Linked DNA regions of Homo sapiens: region 1 is linked to region 2. Evidence: read pairs that join two places in POLR2A ChIA-PET (ENCODE). Cell type or tissue: A673. All regions are shown on one strand. Links, peaks and the distances in the headings refer to the core of each region. The heading gives the core; the rest is flanking DNA.

Region 1 (15,884 bases), core at 4,625-12,624, 150 kb before region 2:
TTTGTATCCTCTTTTATTTCACTGAGCAGTGCTTTGTAGTTCTCCTTAAAGAGGTCCTTCACTTCCCTTGTAAGTTGGATTCCTAGGTATTTTACTCTCTTTGTAGCAATTGTGAATGAGAGTTCACTCATGATTTGGCTCTCTGTTTGTCTGTTATTGGTGTATAAGAATGCTTGTGATTTTTGCACATTGATTTTGTATCCTGAGACTTTGCTGAAGTTGCTTATCAGCTTAAGGAGATTTTGGGCTGAGACGATGGAGTTTTCTAAATATACAATCATGTCATCTGCAAACAGGGACAATTTGACTTCCTCATTTCCTAATTGAGTACCCTTTATTTCTTTCTCCTGCCTGATTGCCCTGGCCAGAACTTCCAACACTATGTTGAATAGGAGTGGTGAGAGAGGGCATCCCTGTCTTGTGCCAGTTTTCAAAGGGAATGCTTCCAGTTTTTGCCCATTCAGTATGATACTGGCTGTGGATTTGTCATAAATAGCTCTTATTATTTTGAGATACATCCCATCAATACCTAATTTATTGAGAGTTTTTAGCATGAAGGGCTGTTGAATTTTGTCAAAGGCCTTTTCTGCATCTATTGAGATAATCATGTGGTTTTTGTCTTTGGTTCTGTTTATATGCTGGATTACCTTTATTGATTTGCATATGTTGAACCAGCCTTGCATCCCAGGGATGAAGCCCACTTGATCATGGTGGATAAGTTTTCTGATGTGCTGCTGGATTCAGTTTGCCAGTATTTTATTAAGGATTTTTGCACTGATGTTCATCAGGGATTTTGGTCTAAAGTTCTATTTTTGTGTGTGTGTCTCTGCCAGGCTTTGGTATCAGGATGATGCTGGCCTCATAAAATGAGTTAGGGAGGATTCTCTCTTTTTCTATTGATTGGAATAGCTTCAGAAGGAATGGTACCAGCTCCTCCTTGTACCTCTGGTAGAGTTTGGCTGTGAATCCGTCTGGTCCTGGACTTTTTTTGGTTTGTAAGCTATTAATTATTGCCTCAATTTCAGAGCCTGTTATTGGTCTATTGAGGGATTCAACTTCTTCCTGGTTTAGTCTTGGGAGGGTGTATGTGTCCAGGAATTTATCCGTTTCTTCTAGATTTTCTAGTTTATTTATGTAAAGATGTTTATAGTATTCTCTGATGGTAGTTTGTATTTCTGTGGGATCGGTGGTGATATCCCCTTTATCATTTTTTATTGCGTCTATTTGATTCTTCTCTCTTTTCTTATTAGTCTTGCTAGCGGTCTATCAATTTTGTTAATCTTTTCAAAAAACCAGCTCGTGGATTCATTGATTTTTTGAAGGGTTTTTTGTGTCTCTGTCTTCTTCAGTTCTGCTTTGATCTTAGCTATTTCTTGCCTTCTGCTAGCTTTTGAGTTTGTTTGCTCTTGCTTCTCTAGTTCTTTTAATTGTGATGTTAGGGTGTCAATTTTAGATCTTTCCTGCTTTCTCTTGTGGGCATTTAGTGCTATAAATTTCCCTCTACACACTACTTTAAATGTGTCCCAGAGATTCTGGTATGTTGTATCTTTGTTCTCATTGGTTTCAAAGAACATCTTTATTTCTGCCTTCATTTCGTTATGTACCCAGTAGTCATTTAGGAGCAGGTTGTTCAGTTTCCATGTAGTTGAGTGGTTTTGAGTGAGTTTCTTAATCCTGAGTTCTAGTTTGATTGCACTGTAGTGTGAGAGACAGTTTGTTATAATTTCTGTTCTTTGACATTTGCTGAGGAGTGCTTTACTTCCAACTATGTGGTCAATTTTGGAATAAGTGTGATGTGGTGCTGAGAAGAATGTATAGTCTGTTGATTTGGGGTGGAGAGTTCTGTAGATGTCTATTAGGTCCGCTTGTTGCAGAGCTGAGTTCAATTCCTGGATATCCTTGTTAACTTTCTGTCTCGTTGATCTGTCTAATGTTGACTGTGGGGTGTTAAAGTCTCCTATTATTATTGTATGGGAGTCTAAGTCTCTTTGTAGATCTCTAAGGACTTGCTTTATGAATCTGGGTGCTCCTGTATTGGGTGCATATATATTTAAGATAGTTAGTCTTCTTATTAAATTGATCCCTTTACCATTATGTAATGGCCTTCTTTGTCTCTTTTGATCTTTGTTGGTTTAAAGTCTGTTTTATCAAAGACTAGGATTGCAACCCCTGCCTTTTTTTGTTTTCCATTTGCTTGGTAGATCTTCCTCCATCCCTTTATTTTGAGCTTATGTGTGTCTCTGCATGTGAGATGGGTCTCCTGAATACAGCACACTGATGGGTCTTGACTCTTTATCCAATTTGCCAGTCTGTGTCTTTTAATTGGAGCATTTAGCCCATTTACATTTAAGGTTAATATTGTTATGTGTGAATTTGATCCTGTCATTATGATGTTAGCTGGTTATTTTGCCTGTTAGTTGATGCAGTTTCTTCCTAGCCTCAATGGTCTTTACAATTTGTCATGTTTTTGCAGTGGCTGGTACCGGTTGTTCCTTTCCATGTTTAGTGCTTCCTTCAGGAGCTCTTTTAGGGCAGGCCTGGTGGTGACAGAATCTCTCAGCATTTGCCTGTCTGTAAAGGATTTTATTTCTCCTTCACTTAGTTTGGAAGTGAAGTTTGGCTGGATGTGAAATTCTGGGTTGAAAATTCTTTTCTTTAAGAATGTTGAATATTGGCCCCCACTCTATTCTGGCTTGTAGAGTTACTGCTGAGAGATCCACTGTTAGTCTGATGGGTTTCCCTTTATGGGTGACTCTGGCTTAGTTTTCTGTCAATACCCACTTCATGACTAATTGTCTGAATCTCCCCTTCGCATGTTCAGAAGCATCCAGTATTCTATCGGTTCATTTCTTGGAGAAGTCTCTCCCTGAACCATCCAGTCCCTTGAAGTCTGGGCTGCTGGTCCTTCAGGCAGTGGCACAACTGGAATCCTGAACTCTCCCTTCCCCACCATTCTGGGGATTCCCTTCACTTTTCCCTTGTGATCAGTGTCCTGTTTTCTACATCCTATGACTTTTCATTTCTAGGTATGTTTCTGTGTTGGGGTGAGGCATATCCGCCAATGGCTCCTGAGAAACGGCTTCCTTCTGAAGCATAGAAGCAACTTATATGAACATAATCTCATTTTTTTTCTAATTTGGCTTGTAAAGAGTAGAGATCTATTTGGAGTCTAAACCAAAGAATTGTGATTTGAGGAAGGCCTTTTTTTGGGAATCTAAGTTAATATTCTAGGATGTCACTTGTGGGCAACTTAATTTGATACCAGCAGTCTGAGTTAGTGGAAAGGGTAGAGGGCTTGGCAACAGAAAACTCATTTAAATTTCCCAGTTTTGACACTTGCTAGCCAGGGAATTTGAGTCCTGTAATCTCATGAGCCTCTGTTTCTTTAATCTATCCCATGAGGTTGGTGATAATGAAACACACACCACCCACCACAGGGCCAGCTGTGAGGCTCAAACAGAAAAGCCCTTTGTAAACTCTGAAATGCTACATAAATAGTGTCTTTTTTAAAAAAAAAACAAACAAAAAACAGCGGTGTCATTTTTAAAGAGGGTAAAGCTTAGAAAATTTAAGAGAGTGAGTAATTAGTATGTCCCTTAAGGTATCTCTTTAACATACAGGAGCATAATTTGATAGTCAGGAACTTTAGAGCCGTATTGCTTGTGCCTGTGTCTGGATTCTGATAACATTTTGTCCTAACAATGTGACCTTGGGGAAATTAATTCCACATCTTTGTACCTCCATTTCCTCTTCTGTAAAATAAGAGTAAGGATGGTAAGAGTAGTATTCCACCCCACAGAATTAGATTAAAGGGGCCTGACATTTGTGAAGTGCTGAGAGCTGTGCCCAGCACATATAAGTGCTATGTGAGCATTTGATAAATCCATAAATAGCCATTGTCTTAACCGTGCTCCCAAACAAGTGTCTGAGAGCATCAGTTCAAGTCTCTGGTGATTGATTGCTTTAGAATGCCAAGACTTACTGGTATTGATTATTACCTTAGAGTCCTGACTCTCACAGGGTAATATATTGGGACAGATAGGTTTTCTCTCTAAATATCATGGAGTTTGCCAATTTTGCTATTTTTTAAGCTTCCCCCCTCAATGGTAGACAAAGAAAAGACTCTAATGCCAGAAAAACGCCACTTTTCCACTTAAGCTCCTATATAGATTTCTTAACATGAGGGGGCTGGAAACAGCCATCTGAGAAAGATGTTACTTATTTTTTTTCCCTCCAGAAGCCAGAGAGAAAAATAAGTCATTTTATTGAACTGCTAAACAATAGATTTTTACTTTGCATTATTGTGCCAGATACTTGAGCAGTTCTCGGAAGAAAGGGAAAAAGAAAAAGTCCAGAGAAGGCAGCACCATCTGGCTGAGGACAGTTCAGAGCAAGTGGGAGCTGGGCTGGAGGCTGGACACTGAGCAAGACCCACACACAGTGACCCTTCCCCACCGTGGGAAACAGGAATGGGAGGGCAGCTGCAGGTGGGCTGGGATTGTCTGGGGAGAGCTGGCCACCCTCAGTAGAGGGGGCAGGGGAAGCACCTGGTTGAGTGGGGATCAGAGCAGCCGCTCTCTTCTCAGCCAGCTGCTCCACGTGGCAGAGTACTCAGGACAACCAGGAGGGCCGCCTTGTTGCAGCTGCCTTCCTCGGTGAAACACAGAGGAAGGCAAATGCCTTCTAAGTGGCAGTCAGTGCTTTGGCAATCCCTCCACCCCACACCCCACCCTACGCCCCACCCCTGGAGTTTCTCAACTGGGCCATGCTCTTTGAATGCTTCTCCTGCCAAGGCCTAAAAGAAGGTGAGTGGTTGTGGAGGCGAGAACAACTGGAGGCTGTGCTGTAGAGAAGGGAGTGCAGCTATGACCCCCACAGTGAGCCCCTTCCTAAGTGCCTCTTCCCCAAACAGAAATTCCTGCAAGGCCTCCTGTAGTCACCTGTTAGACTGCAGAACCGGGGAGGCACTCCATTTGTCAGTGTGAGTTGCTCAGAAAGAAACGCCCAATATCATTCAAAGTTATTGGCTTATTATTAGTCTTTATTATTAATTTATTAGTACTCTTTATTATTATTACTTTAATTGCCATACAGATGGAGGGTCCTTTCCACCTGAGCATATATATTCTCTCTACTTTGTGCTCTCATTTATACTTCTTCTTGTGCACATGTGCATACATAACACACACACACACACACACACACACACACACACAAAGTACGTAGACCTTAAAGCCCCATTTATGCTTACATAGACACACCGTACACATACACGAATCCATTTGGCTAACTTTTAAATTCCTCAGTGCTGTCACTTTTGTTGAAATAAATTAGTGGAGTGGCTAGGTGTATACTTCCCACAGCGAGCCAGTGAACTAATGTGCAGGGAATGATTAAATGTATACAGGGGCATGGGGAGCCAACTCCTCTTCAATAGGGGTGTGAAATTAGGATGGGAAGGCTCCTCTCCCAGGTGCCTTGCTTTTATTAAAAGACTTAAGAGCTCAGGAGATGTCTTCAATAGGAATTAGGATATCTGAGTCTTTCTGGAACAGTGTGGAAAGCTGAACTGTGCTTAGGAACTCTGCAAGGTCTTTTTGATCCTTAAAGGTTCTGATATAAAAACCTATCCAGGTTTTTATAAAAGTAGTAAAGTGTTTTCAGTCTTTTATTAATCTCTTCATACCCTTAAATAACCTTTCCCCTTTTGAACAGTAATTGTTAAAAAATAAATAAAAAACAACAAAAAATTTTTTCTCATTGTTTTATTCTTCAAACCAGGCATCCTCTTAATGCAAGGATTCAAATATCTCTATTAGGGTCATAATAGTCAGCAATTTCCATTTAATGAGATCAGCAAAGTCTCTTTTCAAAGAGATGCAGGCTTTAAATTGCCAGTTATTTCTTTTCCTGCAATTCCTAGGAATCCAATTAAGTAAGACTGAGTATGATCTATAATGTGATATATCTGGCTACAGAAAGCCCGGGCCTAGGCAATAAAACAGATCTTTGAGCTCCAGCTCAAAATTAAGATTAAAAAAAAAAAAAAGAAAGAAAATGCAGCTTAAATGATTCAAAGCTTTATAAATGTGGAAACTGCATCCATTTCCTCTAATATGAAGTAAGAAATAGCTTCGAGACTATGGTGAAAATCATTAAAGTTACTTATTCCAAATATAGCTACTAATTAAAATCTCTCCGTTGGACCAGGACCACAGGTGATTTTTACAAAATAAATTTAAGAGGTTTTGGTTTGCTAAATCTGTGACTAACGAATCAAATATGTGGCCAGGCGCCGTGGCTCATGCCTGTAATCCCAGCACTTTGGGAGGCCGAGGCAGGCAGATCACCTGAGGTCAGGAGTTCGAGATCAGCCTGGCCAACATGATGAAACCCTCTCTGCACTAAAAATACAAAAATTAGGTGGGCATGGTGGCACACACCTGTAATCCCAGCTTCTGGGAGGCTGAGGCAGGAGGATCACTTGAACCCAGGAGGTGGAGGTTGCAGTGAGCCAAGATTGCACCACTGCACTCCAGCGTGGCTGACAAGAGCAAGACTCCATCTCAAGAAAAAAGATTCAAGTGTATATAACCACTGCCAAAATAAAGAGAAGATAGTGTGAAATCATGCAGAGAACATGCTTCATATCAAAACATAGTATTCTTTTCAGTTTTTAAAAATTTCATTTGCCACAATTTATAACAGTATTAAATACTATATTTTCATTTATTATTATTATTATTATTATTATTTTGAGATGGAGTCATATGCTGTCACCCAGGCTAGAGTGCAGTGGTGCTGTCTTGGCTCACCACAACCTCCACCGTCTGAGTTCAACCAATTCTCATGCCTCAGCCTCCCGAGTAGTTGGGATTACAGGCATGTGCCACCACACCTGGCTAATTTTTGTATTTTTGGTAGAGGCAGGATTTCACCATGTTGGCCAGGCTGATCTAGAACTCCTGACCTCAGGTGATCCATCTGTCTTGGCCTCCCAAAGTGCTGGGATTATAGGTGTAAGCCACCACACCCAGGCTAAATACTATGTTTTTAATAATAAATCAGTGGGTGTATTTTAAGTCATAATTTAGTATTCTGATTTAGAGACAGAGTTCAGCAATAATATCATACTTTTGCCATGTATTTTTAAATATATCAAAGCTTCTCAGGATGGTGGTAGTGGTGGTTTAAATCTTATTCTGTACCGGCTATGCAGGCCGCATGGTGTTTTGCTGATAACAGAGGAGGAAAGTGTGGCTCGTGAGGAGCAAATGTCAAGTCAGGAATTAACTCAAGACACAGCCTGCCCTTCTACTAAAAATGTGCTATTTCAAATATGTTTTTGCAATTTCCTCCATGTAATGCAGTTGTGTTAGCCATTTATTGGTCAGAAATTAACCTCCAAAAGTTAACAGTTGGGCCCTGAATTCTCAGCCAAGTCTAGTCTAAGAAGCAGCATATTCTTGGGCAAGTTATTGATTAACTCCAGGTAATTAAACCAAAAAGACTTTTCTAGGGCCAGGGATAGTGGCTCACACCTGTAATCCTAGCACTTTGGGAGGCTGAGGAGGGAGGATCACTTGAGGCCAGGAGTTCAAGATCAGCCTGGGCAACATAGTGAGATCCCACCTCTACAAAAGAAAAAAAAATTACCCAGGCATGGTGGCATGTGCTTGTGGTCCCAGTTACTCAGGAGTCTGAGATGGGAAGATTGCTTGAGCCCAGGATGTTGAGACTGCAGTGGGCCATGATCATGCCACCAAACTCCAGCCTGGGTGACAGAGTGAGAACCTGTCTCAAAAACACAAAAAACAAAAACTCTCCCTAAACATCTGTCAAAAGAGCTCAAAAGCCTAGAGAGAAAGATGAGCCAGGTGCTGGCCGGAGATAAAAGGCCAGCTTTGTCTTTGGTTTCCCAAAGACTATTCAAGAATTGGAGGGTGAATTCTTGGAGCCTCCAGGGGTAGAAGAATGAAACTAAGGTTGAACACCAATAGGCATTCTGCTGAGCATTTCATCTAAGCCCCCTGCCATTTTGCAGGGGAAGGCTGATAACCTGGCCCAACTGGTGCAGGTCTGCAGGGCATGGGGCAGGGTGGAATGTTGTCAAGAGTTTCTCTTTCCTAGAGCTGTGGATGGATAGGTACACAGGGGAAAGCAAAGTAGAGAGGGCCAGTAAGTGGAAAAAAACTGTTCCACATAGTCAGAGCAAAGGGAGCCTGAAGTAGGTATGAGAGCCCAAATTTGTGGTCAAGACATAAGAGGATTAGGAAGAACAGACCTAGGAACTTCTACTGGTCAGGGCCATCATGGCTCCCTGTGCTGGCAGCCATGATTGGGCTGCTTCACTGGAGACATGCTGCATGCCATCAGCCTTCAACTTTGAGGGCCACAGGTGGGGTGGGCACTAACACATCTCCTTCCTGGGTTTGGCTGGAGGACAGTGGCCTCCTTGAATTTTGGCCCATTCCTAAACTGAAGGCAGTTCCCCACCATAGTTCCTTCCAGCCTCTCCCCTTCCTAAGAGGGCCAGGCTGTGGAGCTGACCATGGTGCTGAAGATGATCTGAGATTGATTCCAGAGAACATTTAGGGAGTACTTCCTGTGTGCTAGCACTATTTCTAAGTGCTCTGCATGGGTTAACTCATTTCATGTTCATAGCAATTCTATGAAAGAGGTGCTATTATTCTCCCCATTGACAGATGACAGATAAGGAAAGTGGAATACAGAGAGGTTAACAAACTTGCCCAAGGTCACACAGCTAATAAGCAAGGAAGCCAGGCAGAGCTGCACTTTGATCACCACATTTGCTAATGAAGGTTATTAACAGAGCCACACAAAACCTCCTGGATTTTCACTTGTCCAATATCATCCTAGCAGAAGTGAGCCAAGGTTCCCCATCTCAAGTTGCCAGGCAGGTTGCTGTGGGGTGGCATCTTGGAGAGTCAGACACAGTAGTGTAGACTGGTTGGGTACAAGCAAAAGTGGGCAGCCCACCTACTCCATCTAGTCAGTCACCACACCCTAATGTTATGACTTACTTCATACCTGCTTCCCTGGTAGGCTCTTGGCTTTGTGAAGAGGGTGCCATCGTATCCCCCATTGCTTACCAGGGTGCCCAAGACATAGTCATAGTAGGTATTCAGCAAATATTTTATGAATAAATGGGTTACATGTGATCAATATATGGTAGCTGTTATTAATTTGCTATTATTTCAACATTGATAGAAGCACCATGTTGTAGAAATTATAGTCCCTTTTTATTTTATATTTGTCATGCCCCACTTTGGGAGTTATATAGAGTTCAGAGTGCATCTTAGTCTCATATAGATGCATGTGTGGAGACAGAAATGAAAGAACTCAAGTCATGAGTTGAACGATTTTAATGCCTAAATACATGTATGACTGAATTTTTGTTATATGTTAGATTTGGGATCTTACAGTATATTTAAGATTTAAGATCTTATAGTATCTCAGGAAGATAGTTCCACTGACATGAAAATAACTCTGAACTGTCTCTTTTAGAGGATGTATAAGCATTCCATGTTAACAGAACTTGCAGTGGCAGTTAGAAAATATTCCAGTCAAATTTCTGGTTTTGGAGCTGAGTTTATTGCCTGTTTGTTGTTTGATCTTATTCAAATCATGTTTTTGTTGTGTTGTATTAATATATAAAAGATTTCTGTGTCTGCCATGTTAGCTGTTTGTGTGTGTGTGTGTGTGTGTGTGTGTGTGTTTAAACAACACTCCACAGCTGAGCTCTTGGAGGACCAGGCCTATTTTGACAGCTCCCCTTAGTCCATGTATCACCAAGCTCATTCTCTGCCAATACGTTCCACGTGATTTTGTGGACATGTGTAGCACGCCTGTGCAACTTGCAAACACCCATACATTATTACAATAATAATTGGGTTTTGATGCAACTGGAACTCAGTACTACCAAGCTGCCAGCATTTCCTTTTGGCTACCAGTACTAGGCAGGAAAATTATAGCCTAACTGTCTTCCTGTTTATTGATAAACAAAGTGGCCAGCCCAGCAATGGAGCCTGATTAGCAGTTTGCACCCTTTGTGAAAGGATAAACAGAACCCTACTGTTTTCTGTGTTTGACTGCAATTTGCATCTTTAAAGAGGTTGGACTGCCCTGAGATTCATGTTCAACTTGAGTGCCTGGATGTTCTTTGATATGTTACATGTCAGCCTCCTTGTTTTCCTCTCCTTCATCTTGAAACAATATTTGCCAGAGTTTCTCTGTTCCCATCTGGCTTACCATAAGCTTCCCCATAGTCACCTATCTGAAGAAGGAGGGAGGGAAGAGGCAGGAGAAGAAACGTCTCTGTTTCACTGCGCTCAAATTTTACATTCCCAGAAGGCCCTTTAATGTCATCTCAATTCCATTTTTTGAAGAGATAGTAATATAAGAATGAAGACCAAAAGACAAAAGAGAATCTGCTTACTGCTCTCTTTGGCCCATGGGATCATGTTTGGGCTCGTTCCCCCTCCATCATCTTCACTCACTCAGCAAAAAGTGCCTTCCCCCTTTGTAAAGTGAAATGTGGTATTAGTCACCTACCTCAAGTTTGGTGAGTGTTCTGTTCTGAAATTTATTCTAACCTAATTAGATTCTTAAACTAAATGGTAACAGAGCAAATAGTTGGCTCCCTCTGTAATTATTTTCCAGTGAAAGAAATGAAGATCATTTTAATTGGAATTTGCATGATGTAAAAGAGAGTATTAATACATGTAAACATCCATTAATCTGTTTAAACAAACTTTCCCCTTAATCCTTACCGTATGTAAACAACATTTGTTTTGCCTTAGAGATATTGCATGATTGGACCCACGAGACTCCAGTTATCCCACTGAACAGTTACGTTTTATAACTTCAAAAGAAATGTTATATATTTATTGGAGGTTGTAGGGTGTTAAGTGTAGTTAGACATAAATTGTACCTCAGCTATTTTGTTAATGCCAATAGGGATTAAATTAGATTTTTATAGCTGCTGTAGAAGTCTATTTGGTAGTTAACAAGTGGGATTTTTAAATCCTGGGAAACATAATCCTATTATAACACAGGCAGCTGAATTAACATAACCCAGGAAGGGACTCTTCGTGGATTAGCATTTTTTGACAATAACAAAGAAAATCATCAAATTGTGTGGGGATATTACATGCTTTTCTCAAAAGTAAGAACAGCGAATTGGGAAAAGGAAACGAGAAATGGCCAAACATGCTATTTCTTAGAGACCGTTTCTTTTTAAGGGAAAGACAGTGGAGGCTGGGCAGTAAGCTGAATAAATGTCTGCTATTTTCTGTGAAGTCAGTAATGCTTTTTCAGTTATTATTAAACTCTTGAATCTGAGAATTATAGAGCTGGAAAGAACTTTGACATTTATTTAATTTTTATAGTCCTATTCAAATATTTACTTCAAACACTTCAGAAAGATGGATATATCTCACATATATACATATATACACATACATATAAATATATACACGTATATTGCATGATATACACACATTCACACACACACACACATACACACACACTTAATAGTATATGAGTGGCCTTTTTAAAGAAGAGCCTTTCTTAAGTCTTAGCAATTGGTTTTCACATGCTGGTGAGGGTGATTATTAGAGCTTGCAGGACTTGCCAATTTTCATTTGCACGGGTATCATCTTAGCAGATAATCACATGGGCATCAATCACTGGCATATTATTGTGTTAGATAATTGCATGGGCATCAATCATGTGTGTATCTGGAGCAAGTCATCATGTGGGCTTCAATTTCATCTATCTGGAGGAAGGTAATTGTGTTGGAAGCAGGGAAGGGTGTGTCTACATGGCAGATAATCACATGGGGATCAATCACATAGATATCGAGGTAGATAATCCTGTGCAGATCCATCACATGTACCAAAGTGGCTAATTACGTGGATATCAATCATGTCAACACCCTGGTTTTCTGGTACAGGTTACACGTGAAGCACACATGTTGTGTGCCTGCTTATGTGGGAGAACAGGTCAGATGTCGCGTGCACCCACCCAGGGGCCTGCAGCGGTGTGGTGTGTGAGGAAGCTGAGCCATTCAGAGCGTGGCCTTCCTCCACAGAGCGCTGGAAATGCCATGATTAGGGATCCTGTTGGGATTCTTTTATTTTAAGGCTTTGGCTCCTGCCAAAAGGAAATGTTCCTGGGAGGAACATGACTGCATGTAGAAGAACGTGCAGTTTGTCGTCCTCCCCTCACTGGCATCTATTTTTCCCTCCTTCAGACCTTGCCTCCCAATTCCTTCTCACCCACATGGTTTGGGTGTGGCTTCAGCCCCAGTGGAGTCTGGGGCTCAGGGCCAACCAGTCAGTGCACTGCATTCCACTGGCCACCATGATTGGTTCAGGCCAGACCACATGACTTCAGCCAGTCCAATCAGAGTGAATATCAGGCTTTTTGGGGAGAAATTTAAGGGAGAGTTCATTTCTCTCTGAATTTTACCTGAGGAGGTGAGATTGGCGCTGCTGCTGCAACCAGTGCCTGGGAGAGGCTGATATGTCCAGGCCCCAACAAATGGAGCCAGAAATGAAGCCACCTACAGAAATCAGATCTGAGAGGTGGAGAGAAATCCTGTCCTGAGGATACTGCTTGGGCCTGATTTCAGCAGTCCCTGAAGCAAAATCCCTGGCCTGGAAAGGCTCACCTGAGCCAATACAATCCCTTTTGGCTTAAGACATAATTGTTTGGCCGGGTTTGGTAGCTCACGCCTGTAATCCCAGCACTTTGGGAGGCCGAGGTGGGTGGATCACCTGAGGTCAGGAGTTCGAGGCAAGCCTGGCCAACATGGTGAAACTCCGTCTCTGCTAAAAATACAAAAATTAGCCTGGCATGGTGGCGCATGCCTTTAGTCCCAGCTACTCAAGAGGCTGAGGCAGGAGAATCGCGTGAGCCCAGGAGGCAGAGGTTGCAGTGAGCCAAGATTGCACCACTGAACTCCAGCCTGGGCGGCAGAGTGAGACCCTGTCTCAAATTAAAAAACAACAACAACAAAAAAAAAAAACAAAAAAAAAAAAACGTAATTGGGTTTCTGCCCCCTTGCTTCAGAAGACCCTAACTGATAGGATAAAATCATCTGAGTCTTTCCTGAAGAACAAAGTTTCATAGGAGCAGCCCCAGTAGGGGAAGGAGCAGCTCTGAGGGTGTAAGTGAGGGCAGAAGGGGAAGCTGAGGCTTAAATAACATCACCGTCGCCCTTAGTATAGGCCTTGAGCTGCTCTTGGCAACTGTCACCAGGTGCCCCCCCTCCACACGTCCCTGTTGGAGTGCCCCAGTCTCCTGGCCTCTAAGCATCTGAGCTCAAGCTGTGAGGAACGTTTGTTAAAGACTTTTAAATGCAGGCTTAATGTTTTCCCTTTTCCCCCTGCCTATTCTTATTACTTTGATATTTATCAAATACAGTTTGTAATATTAATTACACATTAATGTTGAAGTGCAGTTCCCATCACCAAAATAAATGAAAAAATAGGTGTCCTCATGGCAAGAACCATACTGTTCCAAGGCATTCTTTTATTGCCATTTCAGTAGACAGTTGGATTTTTTTTTTATCAGCCTGAATGTGACATCTGATAATTATTGATTTGGAAAGAGATAAAAGTTTTGGAAAAGAAAGTAATAGAAAAAAAAGAATTCTCCTTGAAGTTAAATAGACTATTTCTTGGAAAAGCAAAATGGGAGTTTATATGCTTTGTCTACCAAATTCTGTGTGGCTAACAGCTTGTGCCTTTTCTCCTTCAGTTTTTATTCTTGTTAATACTGTCACTTTCTGCGTATGCTAAGGTTTATAAGAAGGTAATGTGACAGTTGATAGAAACACCTAGTAAGAAAACACGGCCGGGTGCAGTGGCTCACACCTGTAATCCCAGGACTTTGGGAGGCCGAGGCAGGCGGATCACCTGAGGTCAGGAGTTCGAGACCAGCCTGACCAACATGGAGAAGCCCCTTCTCTACTAAAAATACAAAATTAGCCAGGCATGGTGGCGCATGCCTGTAATCCCAGCTACTCGGGAGACCGAGGCAGGAGAATCTCTTGAACCTGATAGGCGGAGGTTGCAGTGAGCCAAGATAGCACCATTGCACTCCAGCCTGGGCAACAAGAGTGAAACTCCATCTCAAAAAACAAAAAAACAAAAAAACACACATCACTGAAATTTACCTAGAATCTTTTTTTTAGTCCCTTTGGGCTGCTGTAACAAAACACTGTAGATTGGGTGGCTTAAAGAACAAACATTTATTTCTTACAGTTCTGGAGGCTGGTACATCCAAGATCAAGGTGCTGGCCAGTTCCCAGTGAGGGCTTTCTCTTCTTGGTTTGCAAGTGGCTGCCTTCTTTCTGTATCCTCACATGACCAAGAAAGAAATCATCCCCATCACATTGGGGATTAGGGCTTCCATGTAAGAATTTGGGGGGGATATATTTAGTCCATAGCAATCTTAAAACCTCATTTTAATTTAATAATTCCAAACTCTTTTTTGGTTATTATTGTTAAATTTCACTCAAACTTTAGACATAGCAGAATGTAGCACATTTAGTTTGAAATTCACTTATTTTGGGGGGGTCCAGACTCTAGTTGAAGTTCAGATAAACAATAGGATGGCTAATGGGAAAGGGGGGAGCTATAATGCTTCACTCATTCACAGACCTCATTTCTTAAGTCCCTCTCACCAGTGCAGTACACAAGTTCTCACTTGCTGCAGGTAAATATTTGTGAAATGAATGCATGTATGAATGAGTGACTCCATAAATGACTGGTCTCTGGCTGGAAGGCATCCCCAGGACTTTAGATGGGAGTGTGAGAGATAGACAGTGTATTCTGCACTCCAAGCTGCTTGTGTGGTCTTCCCTCTGCCCAGCATCCTTGGGTCTTGCTGGGAACATCTTAACTCATGAGGCCTTCCAGGACTACTCAGACTCAGTTATCTTCCTGGCTGTATATTCTACATGTGCTATATGTACTTTCTGTTCTGTAACATGCATCAAACCTCAAATACACGTACAGCGCTTACCGTTCACACTAGACTGGACACTCTGCAGGCAGGGATTGGGTGTATATTGCCAGCACCCAACACTTTCCCAGCATGTGCCACTTCATTACTCTTAGTGGAGGTGGGAATGGCATGATTGTGGTGGACTCTCAAGATCTATCCCACTTCTCTGTAACCAAGCAAATCGGTAACTCATCCAAACTCAAGGGCTAAGTCTGACTAGACCAACAAGGGGTAATTCAGCCCTCCTTGCCAGCCCTGACTTTTCATCACCAGTGACAGATGTGGAGTGGCCGGCTGAAGGTTTCTAGGAAGGTTTTCTTTCCTCTTAAGAGAAGGCCATGGCAAATCAGTCTTTCCTTTCTGCTAACAATGACAAAAGGATGTGTTGCTACAGTCACTAAGGATAGCTTGCCCTAGAACAAAGGCAACATTGTGGGTTGGAGAGTAAGTAGAGAATGAATGGGCATCCTTGATGACACTGCTCAGCTGCTGGCTTCACCAGCCCATCGCTGGATGTTGTCACATAAATGTCGTTAGTGTTTAATTAAGCCAGTCTGAATTTGGGTTTCCAATCTTCCAGCCCAATGTATCCTAACTGAAAAGGAACTGCAGTGGAAAGCCTATGGGCTTTGGTGTCCAATACATTGGATTTGATTCTTCTTAGCAGTGTGAACTGACCTGACTTTCCTAATATGTGTAATGGAGAAAGTAATACTTCTCACCTGGGGTTGATGTGTGGAACAAAGAAAATATGTATGTAAAACACTTACCAGAGTGCCTAAAACACAACCAATGTTGTTTCTTTTCCATTTAGGAGATGGTTCACTTGTTGATCTGGGGGGTCC
Region 2 (15,884 bases), core at 3,533-11,532:
GGAAAGCCTGTAGCTCATTAGTGAGTTGGTACTTCCTACTGCAAGCTGAGCTGTCCAGTATGGTAGCCACTAGCCACGTGTGACCGTTTAAATTCAAGTTAAATAAAATTTAAAATCCAGTGCCTCAGTGGCACTAGCTACATTTCAAGAGTTCAGTGGGCGAGGATTCTTGTGGTTGCCATATTGGACAGTGCTTTATAGAACATCATCATGACGGCAGAAGGTTCTGCATTGCTGATATACAATTCAAGGTAGCACTAAGGGGTCACTCTAACTATTAATATTTAAGAGGCCAGGCACGGTGGCTCCTGCCTGTAATCCCAGAAATTTTGGGGGCTGAGGCGGGGGGATCACTTGAGTCCAGGAGGGAAAAAGAAAAGAAAAAAAAACATTAAAAAAATCTCCATCTTGCTGGGCGCGATGGCTCACACCTGTAATCCCAGCACTTTGGGAGGCCGAGGTGGGTGGATCACAAGGTCAGGAGATCAAGACCATCGTGGCTAACATGGTGAAACCCCATTTCTACTAAACATACAAAAAATTAGCCAGGCACAGTGGCGGGCACCTGTAGTCCCAGCTACTCAGGAAGCTGAGGCAGGAGATTGGCATGAGCCCGGGAGGCGGAGGTTGCAGTGAACCAAGATCATGCCACTGCACTCCAGCCTGGGTGACAGAGCAGGACTCTGTCTTTAAAAAAAAAAAAAAAAAATCTCCATCTTGATGACCTCCTGTGTCTTCTGAAGTAACTCTTTGTGATATTAGGCTTATCTATCAATTGGTAAATCCAAGATGTGATCCACCTCAGCTTCTTCCTTTTTTTTTTTTTTTTTTTTTTTTTTGAGATGGAGTTTCGCTCTTGTTGTCCAGGCTGGAGTACAATGGTGTGATTTCCGCTCACTGCAACCCTGCCTCCCAGGTTCAAGTGATTCTCCAGCCTCAGCCTCCCAAGTAGCTGGAATTACAGGTGCCCACCACCATGCCCAGCTAATTTTTGTATTTTTAGTAGAGACGGGGTTTCGCCATGTTGGCCAGGCTTGTCTCGAAGTCCTGACCTCAGGTGATCCACCCTCCTCGGCTTCCCAAAGTGCTGGAATTACAGGCATGAGCCACCGCGCCAGGCCAGCTTCTTCGATTATTAAAAAAAAAATAAATTCCCTGCAACTTGTTCCATCCTCATGAAGGGCATCTGTGCTGCAAAACCCAGCCCCACCAGCATTTCTCTCAAAGGTGTGGCTGTAACACAGTGCAAGTGCATCTTTCAGAAACAGAACTTATAGGCCAAGAATATACATATATGTGTAGACAAAACCAGGAAACACAATCCCCAGAAAGAATAAGCAGTATACTATAAAGAAGAGATGACTCCATCAATAAGGCAGAAAACAGCTTGGGACTATGAAAATCACCAGAGGACATTTCCGGGTGGAGAGCTCACAGCGGTTGAGAGAAGGCTTCCCATCTCCACTTCAGTTCTGCAGAGAAAGGCAAGAACTGAGATGCAGAAAGCAAGGAGGACGTTAGCAAGTTTCTGAAGCTTTGGGGGTTTTCACACAGTGAGGATGCCCATATTGTGTGATGAGATAAAGTGAAATCATCTGTCAGCCTGTCTGTTCGCATAGTTATGCTATTCATAGAAAATGTACCTCTTTCCCCATATAAAACACCATATGCCTCTTTTCTTACCTAATTAGGTGCAGACTGTGTGGGTATCCTAGGGACCCATAACGTTTTCCCAGGTCTACGGCATGTAGTAGGAGGAAGCCATGCCGGTGACTCAAGTGGCTGTTTTGGGTCCTTCTGTAGAACATTCTTCAGAGATGTCAGAGCAATTGGAAACCATATTAATGAATAAATAAAAAATGAGTTTTGACTCCTGCCATCTACAGCACCATGAGAAAGGAAAGGAATGAAGATATCAGCATTTTTTGGACTCCAAAGACACCATTGCACACCTCTTCCTGCCTCCACCTGCTTACAGAGCCCGAGTTCCATGATCCGCCCTTGTAATCACTACCTCACAACCACCCGTGACGCCCTTGCTGCCCCCTCCCTCGACAACCCTGTGTAACTCAGCCATCACCCACTCCGTGTCTGCACCTGAACACTGGTGGGAAAAACAACCTGTGGCTGCAAGGGGCTGCAGGAGGGAGAATTGATGCTATTGTCTAAGGAAGACAGAGTTTTGGTTTGGGAAGATGGACAAGTTCTGGAGCTGGATGGTGGTGATGGTGGCACAACAATGAGAATGTACTTGATGCCACTGAACTGTATGTTTGAAAATGGTTCAGGGCCGGTCACGGTGGCTCACACCTGTAATCCCAGCACTTTGGGAGGCCGAGGCAGGTGGATCACCTGAGGTCGGGAGTTCGAGACCAGCCTGGCCAACATAGTGAACCCTGTCTGTACAACAAAATTCAAAAATTAGCCGAGTGTGGTGGCACACCCCTGTTATCTCAGCTACTCAGGAGGCTGAGGCAGGTGAATCTCTTGAAACCAGGAGGCAGAGGTTGCAGTGAGCCAAGATCAAGCCACTGCCCTCCAACCTCTGGGTGACAGAGCGAGACTCCGTCTCAAGAAAAAAAAAACAAGGTAAATTTTATGTTATGTATATTTCGCCACAATTTGTAAACAGTTTTTAAAAAGACACTTGCTGGGCGCGGTGGCTCACGCCTGTAATCCCAGCACTTTGGGAGGCCAAGGCCGGCGGATCACGAAGTCAGGAGTTCGATACCAGCCTGGCCAACATGGTGAAACCCCATCTCTACTAAAGATACAAAAACTTAGCTGAACATGGTGGCGCACACCTATAATCCCAGCTACTTGGGAGGCTGGGGCAGGAGAATCGCTTGAACCCTGGAGGAGGAGGTTGAAGTGAGCTGAGATCATGCCATTGCACTCCAGCCTGGGCAACAGGGCAAGACTCTGTCTCAAAATAAACAAATAAAATAAAATAAAATAAAATAAAATAAAATAAAATAAAATAAAAAAATAAAAAGACACTCAACATTGTTGGCTGGTCTCATTTTAAATTCTGGTATATAAATAGGAAGTGGACCATTGACCCTGGCCATCAATACTAACATATTTCCTCAGTTTTTTCACTTTCCCACTCTCCAGATGACTATTTTACCCTTTCTCCTGTCTCCCTCCTACACCCTTATCTCTTTCTTCCCCCAACCCTTCAGTGAGAACATTGGAGCAATCCCACAGAAGCCCCCTCATCTTCCCATCCACAAAGCTACAAGCCCACCCTTACCTCCAGCCTTGGTCTATCCCTCCCTCTTGCTATTCGGGATGAAATGTCCTGCTCTTATTAAAAAAAAACCAGCCCGTTGAGGCCGGGCACAGTGGCTCACACCTATAATCCCAACACTGTGGGAGGCCAACGTGGAAGGATCACTTGAGCCTAGGAGTCTGAGCTATAGTGAGCTATGATTGTGCCACTGTGCTCCAGCTTGGGGAACAGAGCAAGACCCTGTCTCAAAAAAACAAAAAACAAAAAACCCCGGCCTTCAAGGTGGTGGGAGTAGGGGGTAGGGGGCAGCTGCTTACTGGTTACAGAGTATTTGGGTTTGGGGTGATGAAAAGATGTTGGAACTAGCACAATATGGTCATACTATATTGTGAATGTAATTAATGCCACTATTGTGTACACTTAAAAAGAGTCAAAATGCAAATTTCATGTTATATATATTTTACCACAAAAAAAAAAAAATCTTTAACCCTAGCCCCTTGACTTGGGCTCTGATCCCACCGTGCTCAAGGACTTGATTCCTACGTGGTTCTCTTTTGCTCCAGCACTGTCAACCTCTCCAGCTCTCTCTGCCTCCCCCTGCCCCTTGGAGGCCACTCGGACCAGGGCCAGCATACAAACACGCCCCACATCTCTTGCCTGTAAAAAACTCCTGCAATCTGCTTCCCCACAGTCTCCCACTTGGGCTCTGCCCCTTCCCAGCCCTCTGGGACAGTGTCCAGGTTTTACTGTCCCTGACTTCACCCACCCACCCAATCAGCCTTCCACCCTCACCTGTCCACAAACCATGCATAGCAGTGTCATTGGAAAACTCTGTGGCCCCCATCAAGGAAGCGCTCAGCCTTCCAGATACATTTTTTACTTCCATGACCTCATCCTTCCCTAGTTTATCTCCTGCCTCACAGACAGCTCCTCTGGATCTTTCTCTGGTCCTTCCACTTCCTGCTAAAATGCCTCCAGGACTCTCTGCTGGGCTTCTTCTCTTGTGGGCTCACAGAATATCCCTAGGTAATGTGAGTTTAAATACTCATGGTTTTAAATATCAATAAAAACCAATATGCCCTAAAGCTTCCAAACCTACACCTCCAGCCCTCACCTCTTCCTGGTCTCCAGAATTTTATATCCTCCCATCTAACTGGCACCTCCACATAAATAAATAACTTTCTGTCCCAAATTGGCTCCTGCCCCTACTCATGGCACGGCTCCTGCCACCAGGTGCTGGAGTCAGGTCAGGGTCCTTTCCTTCATCCTTCTCCACCGCACCTCTCCCTGTGTATTCAGCAAGCGCTGCCACCTGCTCATCTAAAACGTGGCCCAGACCTGTGCGCTGTTCTCCGTCCCCATTCCCCCATCATCTGGACCACTGCAATGGCTTGCTCCCAGGACATCCGGCCCCGAATCTCATCCCACACAACAGCCAGACCCCTCCTCCAAATATTAAATAACATTATTTCATGCCCCAGCTTAAACCCCTCCAGTGGCTTTCCCTGGCCCTAAAATAACATCTCAACTCACAATATGGTCACAGTCCAGCCTCCATCTCTCAGCCTCATCTTGAACCACACTCCTGTTCCCTGTGGTCTGGCCACATGGGCCATCCCTCTGGCCCCCTTACTCAGTGGTTTTCAATCAGAGGTGATTTTGCCTCACAGAGGGCATCTGGCAATGTCTGGAGAAATGTTTTCTCTTTTCTTTTCTTTTTTTTTTTTTTTTGAGACAGAATCTCATTCTGCCATCCAGGCTAGTGTGTAGTGGTGTGATCACAGCTCACTGCAGCCTCTACCTCCTGAGCTCAAGCCATCCTCCTGCCTCAGCCTCCCAAGGAGCTGAGACTATTTTTTTTGTAGAGATGGGGTCTTGCAATGTTGCCCAGGCTGGTCTCAAACTACCAGGCTGAAGCCATCCTCCCACCTCGGCTTCCCCAGGAATTACAGACATGAGCCACCATGCCCAGCCTGGAGACATTTTTGACTGTCACAGTTTGGAAGGGAGGAAGCTGTTGCTAGCATGTAGTCACTAGGGGCCAGGGATACTGCTAAACATCCTATAAGGCAGAGGAAAGCCCCCCCTTAAAGTGTTAGGTCGGTCTAACATCGATGTAACATATTATTATTATTACTATGATCATTTTTCTAAAAATCCCACCCAAGGCTTTACTCAGAGAAATATGATATGCCTTTTAATATAGATGAAAGGAATTAGAGAAGTTTGAAACTTATTTTTTACCTACACGTTTCAGAGAAGAGAAGGCAGGAGTGTGGCTGAGGGCTGGGACCTGGCCCTGGGCAGAGCCAGCCACACATCTGTTTCTGCAGCAGGTCAGGGAAGAACAGACCTTTGCCTAGGCAACATAGTGAGACATCGTCTTTACAAAAACAATTTAAAAAATTAGTCAGACACGGTGGTGTGCACCTGTGGTCCCAGCTACTTGGGAGGCTGAGGCAGGAGGACCGCTTGAGCCCGGGAGGTCAAGGCTACAGTGAGCCATGAGCACGCCACTGCACTTCAGCCTGGGCGACAGAGCAAGACTTTGGCTCAAAAACAAAAACAAAAAAAAAGTAAAAAAGGCAGAGCCAGAGGCAGGGTCCATCCCCAAAAGGAAATGCCAACAAAATAGCCTGTCCTCACTTATTGAATGGAAAAAATGATTTCCTTTCACTGTTTAGTCTAATAAGCAGGAATCTGGAAACCCTGGCTCCATCCTCTGCATTGTGATGTTGGGAAAAATTCTGCAGGACTTTCAAGCCATCAAAAGCCAAGAAAAAAAAATCCCAGAGAGGCAAAATTGGGGTGAGCTGTCACTAAGAATTTATTTAATTTGTGGCTATTTCAAGGTATGACATTCCATATTTTCTTAGCCTCATCCCAGCTTTCCTTTCTTTCCTCCCAATTATAAAACTAAGCAGAAGAGTGATACTCTCCTAGAAACAACAATTAAAGGGATTCTGAATGAACCGAGCAACTTTCACAGAAAAAGCACTGTCCTAACTATTGTGTGGTCCCCGAAGAAATGAGGTAGGAGGCCCATATCTTGCCTGAGAAGTCAGCACCTCTCACCTCCATGGGCTTTCACGCCCCTTACATGTATTGATTCATTATTCACACAGTGGAATATTACTCAGCCATAACAAGGAATGAAGTTCTGATGCATACGACAGCATGGATGAACCTTGAGGACATTATGCTGAGTGAAATAAGCCAGACACAAAGGAACAAATACTATATAATCCCACTTAGATGAGATCCCTAGAGTAGTCACATTCAGAGAGACAGAAAGTTGAATGGAGATTGCCAGGGGCTAGGGGAGAAGAAATGAGGAACTATCGTTTCATGGGTACAAAGATTCTGTTTGGGAAGAAGAAAACGTTGTGGAGACGGATGATGTGATGACTGCACAGGAATGTGAATGTACTCGACACCAGTGAATTGTACACTTAAAAGTTTTACTCCTTGCAGGTGCCCCAGGAGAGCGTTCCTGTATAAAGGTCAAGGTCAACAATGGCTGAGTGCCAACACTCAAAGCAGCCTTTGGTGTATAAGGAGACCACACCCAGGGGAGGAAGGGCAGAGCTAGGGCTGGGAAGGACTGAATTTGGAACCCAGGGTGGAATCAAGCTGAAGAAGGCCAAAGCTTCTGCTATCTTCTGGTCAAGAACACGATTAAGAGCCCAGGAGAAAAAGAAAGAAGGCCCCAGTGTCTCAGCTCTGTGGGGTGAAGAAAGTGGAAGACAGAGTGGGTGAGAACTAGCCTGAGCTAGGGAAAGTGTTAGGAAAAAAGTAGAGTCCAGAGAGGACAAAAGAAAGAAACTGTGGTGCAGTGGTGAGTGGGGGCTGAAAAGCTCCTGCTGGGGAGGGGAGGAGGCTGGGAGAGAAGAAAACAAGGCTGTGGGCTGTAGCAAGCACTGCTGGTGGCAGGAGGGGAGGAGGCTGGCTGTATGCTTGGCTGGCTACAGCCCAGATAACTTGAACTCAAAGGAGTCGTTTGAGTTTAATACTCCCCCAGGACTGTAGAAGAGGAAAAAAGGAAGGGAAAAAAAAGTCAAAAGTCTCCAGAGGCAGGAGCATTTTGTTTTAAAGGACTACCTCTTGGGCCTGTCCCTAATTTTCTGGGGTTTGTTCCTGGTTTAAAAGGAGAAGTTTTATGTCACCCGTGAGAGTCTGCATTTTTGTGGGATTCAAATATTTCTTAATTAGGTGTTGTCTCTTTACAGAAAGAAAAGACGCCTTTTATTTCCTTTTACTTTGCTATTTTAATTTACTCCCTTTCGTGTCTAATAACTAGGTAGGGGAATGTGAAACAGCTGCTGTAAAATATGACAAACCCTGCTCCCTGGGAACACTGAGAAGGAACTATCTCCCATCCCAGGGAAGAGCGCCTGCCTCCCCGCCCAATCCCGGACCCGACAAACCCTGTACAGCACTGTGGTCCCTCTCCCTGCTCTTATGGTTGGGGGGTGGGGGGATGTTTGAATGAGAAGGACAGTCACTGGGTTGCTGGGAATCATACATCCACCTTCCCCAAGTGGCCTGTCTGTCCCTTTGCTTAGGCGCCACCGTTCCCAGGAGGGTTGAGACTACTTTATCCAAAACTCGGGAATTTGCCCCCATGAAACTCCAGAAAATCAGGGAAAAAGAAAAAAAATCAGAACAAAAAAAGCAGCAGAAGTGGCCAGGAAATGTTTGACCTTGGTCTGCTGGGTACTGACTGGTGTTCTTACTGTGTTCTCGGTTTGAGAAAAATGACAGAAAAGGGAAAGGGGGTGGATGTCGCTTTTCTACTGCCACAAATGTAAGGGTGGGCATACACCCTATCTAGTTCGGGGTCAACCCTTCAGCAAAGGGTCAGTAGTTGTCCGTGAATTGCAGAAGCTTCCCAAGGGATCCGGAGCACAGATTTGCAGGGCAGCCCAGGGCACCGGTTTCCGTCTCCTGAGCTGTGTATGATGCTTATGCGCTCATTTTGCTGGCAAAAGAGCCTGTCATAAAATGTAATACTGACTATAAAACAAATCAGTGCTTTGAAACGACTTGTTTCAGATGTTTTCATAAATCCCTAATGGCTCAGGCACGGCCTGCTATTGATAATATCAATGTGTTAATAGTTCCTCTGAAGCAGGAGCACTGGGTAGGTCTGAACACACACACACACACACACACACACACACACACACACACACACACAAAGATGGGACGGCCATGAAACTGGAAGACAATGGTTTGGCTCTCCCTTGAATTCTAGCTGCACTTTGCTGACCTCGGAAAGCCACAGCCAAGTGAGAAAGCTGATAGTCTAAATCCATGGCTGGAGCTCCCCTTTAAAGTGTTTTAAATTGGTTCATAAAAAGTATATTATATAGGTACACATGTACATATAAAAGCATGTAAGCACACCAGTGTTCACAGCACCACTACTCACAGTAGCCAAAAGGTGGAAACAACCTGTGTCCATCAACAACAGGAGGAATCTACAAAATGTGGTCTATCCACACAGTGGACTACTACTCAGCCATAACGAAGAATGAAGTTCTAATGCATGCTACAGCAGGGATGAACCTTGAGGACATTACGCTGAGTGAAATAAGCCAGGCACAGAAGGACAAGTACTGAATGATCCCACTTAGATGAGATCCCTAGAGTCGTCACACTCAGAGACACAAAAAGTTGAATGCAGATTGCCAGAAGCTAGGGGAGAAGAAATGAGGAACTATTGTTTCATATACAAAGATTCAGTTTGGGAAGACTGAAACATTCTAGAGATGAATGGTGTGATGACTGCATGGGAATGGGAATGTACTCGATACCACTGAATTGTATGCTTAAAAATAGTTGAAGCCAGGTGTGGTGGCTCACACCTGCAGTCCCAGCTACTCAGGAGGCTGAGGCAGGAGGATCACTTGAGCCCAGGAGTTGGAGGCCAGCCTGGGCAACACAGTGAGACCCCATCTCTTAAAAATGATTGAAATGGTAAATTTTATGTTACATACATTTTACCACATTTTTTTTCTTTTTTGAGACAGAGTCTCACTCTGTTGTCCAGGCTGGAATGCAGTGGCACAATCTCAGCTCACTGCAACCTGCACCTCCTGGGTTCAAGCGATTCTTGTGCCTCAGCCTCCCGAGTAGCTGGGACTACAGGCGCAGACCACCACACCCAGCTAATTTTTTGTATTTTTAGTAGAGACTGGTTTTCACCGTGTTGGCCAAGCTGGTCTCAAACTCCTGGCTTCAAGTGATCTGATCTGCCTGCCTCGGCCTCCGAATGTGCTGGGATTACAGGTGTAAGCCACCATGCCTGGCCTTACCACAGTTTTTTTTTAAATGATGGGGAAAACATGCGAGCAATGGATATTAGGCTTCTCTACAACTTCCTGTGTCCTCTTCTACTGTGCCCCAAAATAGGGCCCACAGCTCTGTTTCTAGGGCCTCAGAGCACCCAGCTCCCAGGGAGGCTGTTACTCAGCTGAGCCTAAGAGGTTTTGTGTCTGCCGTTCCACAGACAGTCATGGGGCCAAGGAAACCTTCCTATTAAAAACTTCATTCCAATCTCAAAAGAAACTTAAGGGCCAAGCAGGATATTATACTTTTCATTATGCAATTTCTCTGCTTCTTTTTTTTTTGAAATCAAATCTAGTTCTGTCACCCAGGCTGGAGGGCAGTGGCACAATCTTGGCTCACGGCAGTCTCTGCTTCTTGAGTTCAAATGATTCTCGTGCCTCAGCCTCCCAAGTAGCTGGGACTACAGGCTTGCACCACCACACCCAGCTAATTTTTGTATTTTTAGCAGAGAGGCAGTTTCGCCATGTTGCCCAGGCTGGTCTTGAAATCCTGACAAAAAGCGATCTGCTGGCCTTGGCCTCCCAAAGTGCTGGGATTACAGGCATGAGCCACCACACCCAGCTTCTGCTTCCTTCTTAACTGGCATCACTCCAATTGGAGGAGTCGGAGAAAAATAAATACTCCAATCTTGCCAGGGGCCAAAGACACTAATGTTATTGGAAGACACATTCCTGTCTCTGGACCACTCCAGCCCTCTGCTTTACAGAGTGGATATAAAGGATCTGGGCGTTGAAGGCTGGAAATAGCAGGAGGAGTGGCCAAGGAGGGGTGGCACTGGCTAACGGGCAGTGGTTCTCCTGGACTTGCCTCTGTGTCTCTAGGTGTTCTTTCTCCCTGAGAAGAGACTCCTGGAATCACCTCATGATTCTGTCCCTCACGGGTATGAACAGGGAACCAGCTGTGCTGCCGGTTGTGAGAACACAGAGCGGTGGCCCAGCAGCGGCCAGGACTCACCCAGAAGTTTCTGTCAGGAACACAACAGACTCTTGCCCTAGGCCACAGTTTGTTCTAATGCGTGCTCTTTCGGGTCAGTTTACTTAAGAAACGACCAGAGCAGTCAAACCTTTGCCCTCGCCCCTTAAAGGGGACAAACATTGGCATAGTTCCTCCCATTCCAAGGCTCCCCTGGGCCCTCCCTGAAATGTCCCATACATGTCATTATCCGAAATCAGCCTGCTACAAACTCCAGGCTCCCGCTGCATGGGTTTTTATGTCAGTGCCAAACGTTCTTCTTTGCGCCAGGTCAGGAGGATGAAACTCATGACTGGTGACAAGACAAGCCCTCCCAGAGAGAGGAGGACAGTCTGTGGGCATGATCCTGTTAGTTTTCAGACTGATGAGTCCAGTGGCAAGGACCCTGGAAGGGTCCCATACGCCCTGCATGGGGAGTTCTCCTGAAAGGGCACAAGGAACACAGCACGGGGCTCCCACTGATCCAAGGAGGACCTCAGGTGGGACTGCCAAGGAGCCTGCACCCCAATAAAGGCAGAATCAGAACAGAGCCTGATTAATAAACAGAACCTAGTCAGATATGACTTAAAAGCTATTAGGACTTGGATTGGGAAGAAAGAGGCATAATATGAATATCACTAAGAAAACTTCGCAGTCAGTATCCAGATTTTCTAAATCAACCACTTCAACAAATTCTCTGCCAGCTCATAAAATGTCTCCTGACGTGCCTTCCTTTCTCTAAACGATGCTATTTTATTAAATGGTGTAGGAGCTGGGAGAGAGGGGAGGAGTAGAGAGACAAGTCATGGGTGAATATTTCAATTTTATTTTCATTGTAGCTTTTCTCAGTCTTGCTTCCTTCAACACTGTCCTAAATTTGGCTAGGTCTGATAATTTCCAAGGTGGGATTTAGACATGCTATAATTGTGTGTGTGTGTGTGTGTGTGTGTGTGTGTGTGTGCACCTGTCTGATCAATATATATTTAACATGCACAAGTATTCTGTACACTGGAGCAGAAATGTGCACAACAGACTCAAAGGAGTATTTGTGTTTATCATGTTAGGCTCCCAGGTATTTTTAAGAAAATCATACTTGGCTTTATGCTTTAAGATTTCCTTTTCCTGGTAATTCTTCCTGAAGCCTGACCATTGTAACTTCTTCAGCACAGACTCACTGGGGATGGGGGAACAGGAGTATGCAAAGTTACAAACCACTTTTTATATTTTAAAAGGTGCTTCTCCCAGATTGTTGACCGGCTGGTTGATGGTCCTTATCCGGATCAATTTCCTGTTTTTCAGGCTGACCCAGACTCTCAGACCATGGCGGGGTGAGCAGCAGCTGGGCAGCTCAGGGAGCTCTGTCATGCTGGGGACGGGGGCTGAAGGGAAACCTTTTTTTTTTTTAGGCTGAGTCTTGCCCTATCGCCCAGGCTGGAGTGCAGTGGCACCATCTCCGCTCACTGCAACCTCCGCCTCCCTAGCTCAAACGATTCTTCTGCCTCAGCCTCCCAAGTAGCTGGAATGACAGGCGCACACCACCAGGCCCAGCTAATTTTTGTATAGTTTGTACAGATGGGGTTTCACCATGTTGCCCAAGCTGGTGCTGACCTCAAGCGATCCTCCCGCCTCAGCTTCCCAAAGGGCTGGGATTACAGGCGTGAGCCACCGCGCGAGGCCAAGAAAGCCTATTTTCAAACAGGATCCTAGCTGCTCCTGCCTCTCTCATCCTTGTGTCCTGCAAGCAAAGGATACCTAGGACCCTGGGGTAGAGGCCAAATGACCCGGGAGTCAACTTTGAGAAAAGGAGGCTAGGGAGAGGAACAGAATGGGTGTCTGATGGTGAGACCTGAGGAAAGGTGGAAGCAAGAAGACTGGGGGAGTGAGACAGCTGCAGGCTTAGGACACCCTCCTGAGAGCCCAGAGCACTGTGGCGGCGTTGGCTCCCCAGACTGGGGGCCTCAGGAGAGCTCGCGACAGGCTCCCCAGCAAGCTAAGCTCCCACTCCCGGGAGTACAACCGCCCTCGCGCAGGTGTACGCCCAGACACAGCCATAGCCAGCGGCCTCCAGGTCTGGGGCTGTCCAGAGAGGCCTGGGGGCCACACCCCAGCCCTCTGCCTCCCCACCCCCGCTCCAGGACGGACCCTGTCTCACCACAGGGCCACAGAACCCTCTTCAGTCCCACCAGAGAACAAACACTCCAGACACTGATTCGATCTGTACTGAAACCACTGGTTAGAAAATCCACAAGGCAACCACCGCCTTCGCACATTCCCTACCTGCAAGTATTGACCCCGATCAGCCAGGCCTGGCCGCCAGAACCAAGGTAGAAACTCAGGACCCGGTCCTCAGAAGCTCACAGCCCCAGGGAGTCTAAGAGACTGACCTCAAGGATCCCCAGGAGCCACTGTTTCTTCTGGAAGCCCTCTGGAGGAGCGTTTTTCCCCACGGCCTTTCCTCGCCTCACAGTTGTTCACACTCTCCTGCTCCTGGGGGAACCCAGGCCGGCTCATCAATGACCCCTCGCCTCCCCGCCCTCCTCCATTTCCTGAGCTGGGATAGCCCCAGAAGTTGAGCGTTTCCTATGCTGGAAGGACTTCCAGCTTGGAGCGGAAATCGGGGCCGGGGCAAGGACGCAGGGGCGTGTCGCCCACGTTTCTGGCCCGGCTAGCCGCAACTCCTTGGATGTAAACGAGATTTGGCCGGCGCTGCGGCGTGTGGGGAAAGATGATTACACTCGAAAGGAATCACGACTCCTTGCGGAGCCATTACTCGTGCCGCTCCGCACGCGCAGGTTCTGGCCCGGCTTTCAGCAACTCCCCGCTCCTCGCTAACCACTCGCTCGTAATTTGTGGGCCGCAGTGGAGCTGCGCCCGGGGCTGCAGCCCCCCAATTAAAGCACTTTTGCAGCTCGGACACCCAGAGAGCTGCCTCCGCGCACGCCAGGCCGGCACCTCCTGCTCCCACTCCCCTCTCCGCCCAGCCGTGGGCAGCTGAAATGGATGTGATTTCACGCACTTCCTGCGCGCGCACACACACATGCACACATGGACATACACTTGCACACACGCACAACGCGCATTCCCCCTCCAATGCCGCCCGCACACGTGCGCGAGCCTGGACGTTCCCCTTTTGTGCTCGTTTTGCAGGCCCAGAGCTCCTGCTGCTGGTTTTCTCCTTTCTCTCCTTCATCGCCTCTTCCTTCGCCACTTTCCTTCTGGACCCTCCGGGCTGGCTCCTGCCCCTCTGCCCCGGTGGCGCTCTCGCCTATTCCTCCCGGGAGGAGCCGGGGCCGCAGAGGTGCGCCCTGCACGCCCAGCGAGGGCCGAGTTCTGGGACGGCTGGGACCAAAGGGCTGGCCTCCGGCCTGCGCCCTGTTTGTTTTCCTTTCGCCCCCTGAATACTAGATTGAGACGTAAAGATTACCCGGGCCGAATAATGCCGGGAGTCAACACTCGAGCAAACAAAAGTGCTTGCACAACTAGTCAACCCCGCTGGGACCCGGGCCGCGGGCTGGGGGAGAGAACGCGCTCCTCGCTGCTAATTACAAATAAATGATGATGTGCTCACTAAGTAATTGATTTAATGAAGTTCCTATGAAACTATTAAACCCGGGTGGAGGTCAGGCTGGAGGCGCCCCAGAGCGCCCATTGTGGGCTGTTTAACTCCACCAGGCTCCTCGGAAAGACATCGGGGCTAATAGGTGAAGTCACAGCTGCTCGCGCTGACTTCTCGGAGCGCCCGGCTGGCCGCGGGCACCCTCGCGCCCTCTTCTTGTAGCGCCCTTGTGCCCCGCCGCCCGCGCCCCGCGCCGGCCAGCTTACCCACGCCACTCCCAGCCCTGTCGCCAGCTCCCGAGGGCCTCTCCAAAGGGATCCCGGGTCTCGTTAAGAGCGGGAAGTTGAGCACTGAACTTGTGCTCACCGCCAGCAGTCGGCGGCGTGCACCGCCGCCCACCCCTCCCTCCTCACTCCACCCCCGCCACTTCGTGCAGGAACTCCAACCAGTGTGCCACGCAGGGTGCTCGCGAGCTCTTGGCAAGGTGCCTGGATCCCGAGCGTGTGCCCAGTGCACTGGCTGGGGCTGGGCTGGGGGGGTTGAATTGCGCGTGAGCGTGTGTGTGGGGGGGGTGGTAGGGAGGTGGGTGTATGCGTACGAGAGAGAGTGCGTTCCGGGCCAAAAGGCCATCTTTCTGCATCCGTTATCCTGGCCTGGGCCCTGTTCATGCAAAAAAGTAGAGGAGGTAGGGACAGCAGAGAAGAGGAATGAGGAAAGATGTGCAAAACAGATCACTCAGGTAGGCGGTTGGGCCTGGGAACTCCAGTCCTAGGCTGTGCGGGAGTGGGCTGCTCTGGCGCGGCCCTCTCTCGCTGCCCCACCGCCCACCTCTGCCCGCGTCCTGACCCGGCCAGGCGTTCCTTGGCCCCAGAGCGACGCCTCCAGCTGCCAATGGGGCGTAGGGCCCCAGGCCCGCATCTCAGGGCTGTCTGAATGCGAGCTCTCCGGCCACCCATTGCGCTCAGATTCCAGTCTCTGCAGGAAGGGTAGGGACTAGTTCTCCTGCAACATGGCTCTTGGTGGAAACATGACCCGCCCCTTATCCAAAAGGCCAGAGGGAGCCCTGAATGGACACATTTTAAGATGGAGAATCAGACATTGCAAATGGATCAAAAGCTAAGGGTGCTAACCACACACACACACACACACACACACACACACACACACACACACACGGGGGTGGGGGTGGGGAGGGCATTTTACTGCATCTCCCCCCACCTACAAGGGGTCGTGTGGTAAAAGAGAAGGCCCACATCCAGGTGAAACGCCACATAGGGAGACGGGGGCGCCTGTTGGGCTTCTGGCTGCAGAAATCAATCTGCCGGGATGCCCTGCCCCCTCTGCCCAGCCAAATCTTGTCTCTCTTCATCAAGAACTGATAGTTAACAGAGTTTCTCAGAGCATGCATTTCATTTATGCCACAGTCAGTTGGCAGTAAGCTTCATTCCTTTTTTTATGTTAGGAATTTTCAACTGCTGAAACCAATTTCCATTTGACTTTGAATCAAACACTTGCAATGGGGGGCAGGGGAAAGGGACATTTTGGCGTGGTTGTTGGCGACTTTAAAGAGAACTCCACTCCCGCCTGGATCTTTGGTCTCAAAGAGGGTCTCAACCTCTGACTTCGGGGAATATTGACAAAAATCAATTTGAGTCTTGCTTGAGGTCTCAGTTTCGCCATCTGTAAAATTGGATCTGGAGATCCTTGGCTGAGGTCCTTTGGGCTTTATTTGTTTGTGATCTGTGAAGGGGACCGTAGGGAGAGGTGGAAGTCAGTCAAGACGCCTGT

Evidence for each region. ChIA-PET counts read pairs that join two places held together with the same protein. Peaks named below come from ENCODE experiments on the same cell type or tissue, not always from the same donor. Only the 100,000 strongest peaks of a DNase experiment are listed, where the experiment ranks them.
Region 1: POLR2A ChIA-PET joins it to region 2 with 5 read pairs; 2 of 35 experiments call an interaction of 5 or more read pairs at or near these places.

The regions. Positions count from the first base shown.
Region 1 is chr13:99,787,853-99,803,736 of GRCh38, forward strand. The region is part of intron 2 of CLYBL (citramalyl-CoA lyase); the gene reads left to right. All of the region lies in intron 1 of CLYBL-AS3 (CLYBL antisense RNA 3), which reads right to left. Among named protein-coding and RNA genes, the nearest start is that of CLYBL-AS1, 67 kb to the left of the region's middle. In A673, for the core only: no CTCF peak of the experiment used is centred there; DNase peaks (open chromatin) are centred at 8,559 and 11,129.
Region 2 is chr13:99,942,721-99,958,604 of GRCh38, forward strand. CLYBL-AS3 (CLYBL antisense RNA 3) reads right to left here and starts at 14,445. Exons shown (of 5, transcript NR_120421.1): 1 at 14,363-14,445. RefSeq lists enhancers at 13,525-14,500, 14,501-15,475. In A673, for the core only: no CTCF peak of the experiment used is centred there; a DNase peak (open chromatin) is centred at 7,201; H3K4me3 peaks cover 494 bases; H3K27ac peaks cover 1,448 bases.